Regions from separate parts of the Homo sapiens genome. Here region 1 is linked to region 2. The links are chromatin contacts, found by Hi-C or POLR2A ChIA-PET in ENCODE. All regions are on one chromosome and are shown on one strand. The core of a region is the stretch at or near the end of the contact, and the rest is flanking DNA. Distances in the headings are between cores, read along the strand shown. Region 1 holds the start of MIB1 (MIB E3 ubiquitin protein ligase 1). Region 2 holds the start of GATA6 (GATA binding protein 6).

Region 1 (3,448 bases), core at 801-3,300, 430 kb after region 2:
TGTGAGCCCATTCCAAGATTTGTAAGGCTTTGCCAAACTCAATGTCTTAGAAGTAGCTCATTTAGGAATTCTGAAAAGTACCCAATTTTAAATGTGAACTATTTTCTACAGAATCAAGGATAAATATCAAGGATAAATAATACCAAAGATGAATCTATATGAAAATGAATTTGTTATTTATTTTGTGAAAGCAAGCCTTTGGTTTAATCATTTAGAAACTCTAGCGTCAATAACAGACCCCTAAAATTCACTAATCAAGATTCACTAATCAAGGACCCTGACTCACTGCTGGGTGAATGAGTAAGATTCTGACATCACCTTACTGAGACGGACGTTAGTGTAACAAAAAATAACATCAGGTGTCCCCCACGCCGATCTGCCACTTGGAAAAAGTATTTAACACAAAGAAATGGTTCAAGAGCTCAGGATGTTTTTCTCTCTATTGATATAAAGATATAAAATAGAACAATTTGGATGAAAAATCATTCCAGAGTCCCAAGTAACATTTGGCTACTGAACTCCAAGTAATTCTGTGTCACAGGAGGTTAAAAAAAAAAAAAAAAAAGGCATCTCCACAAATCCGAGGTACCAAGGCCCCTTGGCAATTATAAACGGTCAGCTGAGCACCATATGGCAAAGCAAGCCTCCCTTCAGACAGTTATCACTTGGTGGCTGATTAATTTCAATGGCTTATTAGATAGGCCTCTCCAGACCCCTTCCCAAGAGGAGGAGTCGGGTTGGGGGACCTGTGTCTGTTCTCTTCCCGGTGCTTTGTGTCTTCCAGGCTTGAAAGCATCCCGGTGATGGTGCTGCCATCATTTCCCTTGGGGGTAGAGGGTCTTTTCTGAAAGTGTTTGTTCACCCGTTCGGAACCTAGAATTCCTTTGGCGCTTTGCCTTTCCGCTCGCTCCAGCCGGGCGCTGCCCACCAGGTGTCCCACTGCAGACCTCTCCCCGCGACACCGACGCCCACCGCAGCTCGCCCCTTCCCCCCGCGCGCGCAAGCCCTGGCCAGGTGGCCGCGGCTTACCGGTGGGCGCGCTGTCCAGGATGCGGAGGTCGTAAGCCCCGGAGCAGCGGTAGTTGGCAGCTGTGCCGTTGTCCCACACTACCACCACCTCCTCGGGGCTCTCGAAGCTCCGGACGGTGCCCACATGGCCCTCGCCGCCGTCCTGCTTCCCCCACTTCCAGTCCGGGCCGCGCACTACCCGAGCGCCAACCCCTTCCACCATCACCCGGTTATTCCGGGAGTTACTCATCGGGGCCCGGGCGGTGGGCTCCGCCGCTGCCGCCGCCGCCGCCGCCGCTGCCGCCGGGGGGCCCGTGAGGGAGTTGGGCCCGGGCCGGACTCTAGGCGTCGGCGGGGGCGGCAGCGAGCCCCGGGGGACGTGAGAATAACTCACGGGGGCGGCGGCGCGGTCCCCGCGGAGCCCAAAGCCGCTGCCCAGCTGTCGCCGCCGCGCCCCCCGCTCGGAGTGGAGGGCGGCCCGCGGCTGCTCGGAGGCGGCGGCGGAGAGCGGGCAGAGGGGAGGGGGCCGTGGGCGGGGACTCTCCCGCTTCCTCCGGGCTCCCCGGCCAGGCTACAGCGACGGCCGCAAGGAAACCACGCTCTCCCCCGGCCGGCAGCGCGAGGAGCGCAGGGGGCCGGGGGAGGCTAGCCCGAGGGGGGCGGCGGGGAGCAAGCTTAACTGCCGGCCTTTCTGCCACCCCGGCCCCTCGCTCGGGGGCGGGCACCCAAGCGCCGGCGCCGCCTCCTCCCCCGTGGGCAGCGGTGGTACCTCCCGGCGTCCGGCGAGCGCCCGGGCCCTCAGGCCCCCTTCTCTCTGCCCCCGCACCAGCCGCCGCGCTCCGCCCCGCCACAGAGTCCCAGCCGGGCGAGAGCGACTCCACATCCGGGTACCGCCGTACCCAAGGCCGGAGCGGCACCTTCTCAGAGTGTCTAGGAGGGGGATCCTCGGCAATAATAGAGTGGGAAGGCTTCCAGAGAGCCGCGCGATCGCGGGAAGAAAGGAGGAGAAAACTGATCCCTAAGCGTCTCTCCAGGGTCCAAGGAGAGTGCGCATGCGCGCGGTCTAGAAAAAGGGCGGACGGTTGCCCAACCCCAGCCCCGGGCGATGGAGGGGCGGGCCCAGGGGCGGATCCCTGGAGTTGCCGCCCGGTGGTGCCGCGCGCCCAATGAGCTATGAGGAAAGCGGTTAGGCCGTCCTGGAGGCGGGGCTGGAGAAAGTGAGGGTGGGGAAGCTACCCGGGCTGCTGGAGCTGTGCGGCTGTGATGTGGCCAGTTTTTCACTAACTGCTAGTTTTCCTAGGCGAACTAAATGTGAATTAGGGATTCCATATTCTTTTAGTCTTCTTTTTTAACGAAGGTAGAAATACATTCACAAATTCAGGGCGATCTGTATTTGTGTGTAAATTGAAAACATTTCAAACCAGACAGAGCAGGTTAGTAGTGTGTTTTTAAGCTGAACAGCATGGTATGGAATGTTGTGAGCAACGGTAAAGACTTTTAGAAGGTGTGTCTTGACTTTATGCAGAATTAGGGTGATAGGCAGACTCCAAACTTTGCTCATTAATAATTGCCTCCACTCACGAAAAAATTCAGTCCCTAATTACAAAATACAACCTTCAAAGGAAGATTCGAAGACTGTAAGAGAAGTTTCTGGTTGCCGTTATTCAAATGACATTATGCTGCATAGGGTTTAAAACCAGTGTTTCCACAGGCCAGCACTGTTGGCACCGTTAGCATGCATTGTTAGCATAAACTGTTGCTTTTCCTGATAGTCAAAGGAGGGAAATGCTAACAGAATGGATAATCAAGGGAAAAGACAAGAAAACGGACGTAAAATGTACCCAAGGAATTACTATGTACTGAAATAAAATTTTTTTTGTTTGGTTTTTTTTGTTGTTGTTTTTTTTTTTGCTTTGTTTTTGAGACAGGGTCTCACTGTCAGCCAGGCCGGAGTGCAGTGGCGCCATCTCCGTTCCCCGCAACCTCCGCCTCCTGGGTTCAAGGGGTCCGCCCACCTCAGCCTTCTGAGTAGCTGGGACCTCAGGAACGCACAACCACGCCCAGCTAATTTTTTGTATTTTTGGCAGAGATGAGCGGGGGGGCAGTGGGGAGCTTCTTGGGGGATATATCTCACTATTTTCCCTGGCCGGACTGGTCTCGAACTCCTGAGCTCAAGCAATCCTCCCACCTCAGCCTCCCAAAGTGTTTATCCCAGGGATAAAGCCAACTTGATAGTGGTGGATAAGCTTTTTGATGTGCTACTGGCTTCTGTTTGCTAGTATTTTATTGAAGATTTTCGCATCGATGTTCATCAGGGATATTGGCCTGAAATTTTCTTTTTTTGTTGTGTCTGTGCCAGGTTTTGGTATCAGGATGATGCTGGCCTCGTAAAATGAGTTTTACGAAGGAGGGAGGATTCCCTCTTTTTCTGTTGTTTGGA
Region 2 (3,466 bases), core at 275-2,774:
AGCTCCTGAGGTGGGGTGGGGGAGACGGGTATGGTAGGAGATCGACGGGTTAACAAGAGCGTAGGCTGCACGCTACCTCGCCTCCACTCCTTTTTCTAGTTCAAATGGGATCTGACTTCTCAAAGATCCCATTTGAGACTTCTCAAAGATCCTATTTCTGCCCCGGGCGTGGAGATCAATAAGGGAGGGGAAGGGAGCCTGCGCAGCCGCCACAGGGCCCTGGAAGGGCTGGGATACCAGCCCTCCCTCAAAGGCACCGCTCCGGTCCCCGCGTCCTCCCCGCCCACCCCCTCGGCCGCATCCTTTCTCCGTGCGCGCGCCAGATCCCAGGGGTGATCTGCAGAAGCTGGCTGAGGCTTTCCTTCCGCCCTAAAGTGTCTCCCCCGGGCTGATGACACACAAAAGAATTTAAGTAGCTGTGCGTGTCGGCACCGCCGCATCCCGCCTCTCTGCGGATGCCCCTCTCCCGAAATGCCTCGGGGTGAGGGTTCCCCACGGGAAAACCCTTCGCGTAAGGAAGGCAACCTGTCCCCGAAAACGAAACCGCCGCGTTCTCCTATATTGGCTCTCCCAGAGCTTCCCGGACTGCGCTGACCAGCCCGAACGCGAGCCCCAGAGAGAAATGCAACTCGGCCCAGGGAAAGTGGGACGCCAGGGCGGGGGCAGCAGTCTGGGTCCTTCCCAGCAGAGGCAATGCGGAGAGCTTGTGGGGCGGGAATCGCCAGCCCCACCGGCGTCCCCGCGGCGCCGCACACCTTAGACACGGCCCGCGCCTGCAGCCACCAGCGTGCGCGCTCACGCCGGCCGGGCCACCCGGCCCACCCCGCGGTCATCTCCAGCAGCAGAAACGCCGGACCGTTCCGGAATCGGACGTAGCGGGGTGGAGCGGAGAGCAGAGAAAAGGAGGGGGAACGCAACGGGCTGGGGAGGGGGGAGCGTGAGACCGCCCCAGAGCCGAGGCGACCCCAAATGGGAGAGCAGGAAGAATGACAGGGAGACTCGGAGCGAGTGGGGGAGGGAGGTGAAATGCAGCCGGGCTGGCCTCCTCCAGGCTGCTCTTCCAAATCGCCTCGGCTCATCGGAGATTACCACACTAAAATTAATGCCCACACACAGACCTGGCTAGATAGCAAGAAAGAAGTTTCTCTGCCTGCCTAACTACCGGCTCCCGCCCCTTTGCGCCGAGATAACTCGGAGATAAGGCTGCGCGCAGATAAGCGCTTCGAGGAGAGAAAAAGAGACTAGAAGTTGGTCCGCGGTGTCCCGGGAGCCTGGGAGCCGCCTCAGCCCGCCCGGAGGGAAGGAGGGAAACACCGTCGGAGCCGACCGCGGCCTGGAGAGGGCCGGAGAGCCGGAGGCCAGGGGCCCGCGACGAGTAGGGGTGGAGGGGAGGAAAGCGGGGAGATCGCGCGAGGAGGAAGCAGCCGAACCTCGGGCGGGCGCTGCGCATGGAGAACGGCCGCGGCGGAGGGTGCTCCCAGGCGCGGAGAGAAGCCGAGGGCGCCAGCGGGCGAGCGCGAGTCCGGGGTCTGCGCCGCGCTGCTGGTGAATAAAAAGGAGAGAGGAGGCGCCTCTTACTGCTCTGCCGGAAAACTGCAGCCTGGGCTCCTGATTGGACTCACCGAGCCCTAAACAAACAGCGCTCGCCGAAGGGTGCCAGGCTGTGGGTCGGAACTGCGCTCAGCGAGCAGCTGGGCGCTGGAGGTGAAGAGGAGGAGGAGGGATCGAGGGGAGGAGAGAAAAGAGGGTGGGGAGGGGACGGCGAGGGGGGAGGGGAGCGCGCCGCCCAGGCAGACAATGAGAGCCGCGCTGCCTGCGGGCGTGGGCTGAGCCGCAAGCCCTGTCCCCGGAGTGGGGGCGAGTCCACCCGGGGGGCACCGAGCCCAGGGACCCCGGGGGAGGGGCGGAGGCCACAGAACGCCTGACCTGGCTAGCGACCCGCACCCATCCAGCGGCGGTGCACCCTCCCGCTCCCGCAGTCGCACACACACACCCACACGAGGGAGGGGGAGGGAGCCTTGGCACGGGAGGAGTTGGCAGTGCACAGTCCCGCGCCGCCGCCGCGGCGGGAGGGGCGCTCCAGACCTTGGGTCAGCACGCCCCCAGAAGGAAGGGGGAACGTGCTCTGCGCCCCCCCGCCCCCCAACCCCCGCCTAGCCCCTTCACAGCAAATGCGCTTTTTGCCCTGAAGTTGTGTGAGACCGACCTTAAACTTTCTCCGACCCTATCTCGGGATGCTACGGCTCAGGTCGTGGTGGTTTCGGGAACCTCAAGACAACATTCCCCAGCTGACCTTTGGGAACTTTAACTCGGGTCGTCATGTACGGAAAGGTAGTCTATGGGGTACGCAGAATGGAAAAGGGCTTCCACATCAGTCGTGTCCGAGGACGCTCTCCAACTTTTGATGTCCCTGGAGAGTTTCTGATATTTCCCTGGAGAGTTTCAGGTAAGTCACAGATAAGTCACTGCGAAGAGGGGGTGTCACCTTCCCTGGACCCAGCGCTAAATGCTGCTTCCCCACCCCCACGTTCATATACACACCCCCTCTTCGCTCCCTCCAAACAGTTATCACAACTCTGTACAAACTGATACGGTCCCTAGCGGGCAAAAGGGACTGGAAATGAACGTCGCGGGGTTATCAGCGCCGATCTGTCAGCGGCAACTCGCGCGGCCGCAGGCTCGTCCGCTGCAGGAGCCGTGATATATGTCTCGCTCCCTTTCGCTTACAGAAAGGATTTCTTCCGACAGACGTGACCCCAGAAGGCTGCCGAGGGAGACTTTAGGACAAGAGGCGTTGTTTTTGTGAGAATGAATTTTTATACTTTACCCCGACCCCACCCCCTACCCCCCGCCCAGGTAAATCCAAGTAAATGATTTTCTGAAGGTCGGTCTCCTAGAAAGCGTTTAGGCTCTGGTTTTTTGTTTTGTTTCTATTTTCGTGTTTTCCCAGTTAGGGAAGGAAGAGGAGCCTGTGCAGAGTTGAACTGGGGTGGAGAGGTGCCTTGTAAAGTATGGTTTCCAGAGATGGTGAGACCTCGTAGCTAAGCGTTGTTTCCTCTGCACGTAACTGTGAGTTGTGAACTTGTGGCTCCTGGGGGAGCGGGACAGGGCCTGGCAGTGCGGGGGAGGGGGCAAGGAATTCAGGAAGTTGGCGAGAATTCTTCGTTTTTCATTCTTCGTTGTAAATTGCTTCTAAACACTTCTGAATTTTAAATTGCTACCGAGAAGGTCCAGAAACCGTTCTCATCCAATTTAGTCACTTTTATTACGTTCCACTTTGCCTCCCCCAATCACTGCGGCGGCTCCCAGTTTCAGCGTGGCCGCATTTGGAAAAGGCTGAAGGTAGAAAACTCTGGAATGGAGAGGCTGGCGACTGGAGCAGGATCCAGGGGCTTTAAATTTTAACCTGAATGCGATCGAATGCGCGACTCCCAGAAGAGATAGCCAGGCGTCCGCCCGGCCGCTC

What was found. A loop is a pair of places that touch in the nucleus more often than their neighbours do. ChIA-PET counts read pairs that join two places held with the same protein, here RNA polymerase II (POLR2A). Pooled maps may share reads with other maps.
Region 1: a loop to region 2 is called in a map of ascending aorta, with 2.3 times the contacts of the local background. The contact joins the promoter of MIB1 here to the promoter of GATA6 in region 2. A Hi-C loop is called at or near these places in 2 of 168 maps with a recorded cell type or tissue (ascending aorta and cardiac septum) and 7 of 50 pooled maps. POLR2A ChIA-PET finds 5 or more read pairs at or near these places in 1 of 52 experiments (HEK293T).

The regions. Positions count from the first base shown.
Region 1 is chr18:21,739,394-21,742,841 of GRCh38, reverse strand. MIB1 (MIB E3 ubiquitin protein ligase 1) reads right to left here and starts at 2,050. Exons shown (of 21, transcript NM_020774.4): 1 at 1,030-2,050. The coding sequence starts at 1,258. RefSeq lists silencers at 1,054-1,103, 1,224-1,853, 2,044-2,263.
Region 2 is chr18:22,167,647-22,171,112 of GRCh38, reverse strand. It overlaps GATA6 (GATA binding protein 6), which reads right to left and starts at 1,524. Exons shown (of 7, transcript NM_005257.6): 1 at 1,431-1,524; 2 at 1-5. It overlaps GATA6-AS1 (GATA6 antisense RNA 1 (head to head)), which reads left to right and starts at 2,145. Exons shown (of 2, transcript NR_102763.1): 1 at 2,145-2,446; 2 at 2,730-3,466. RefSeq lists enhancers at 1-154, 3,376-3,466.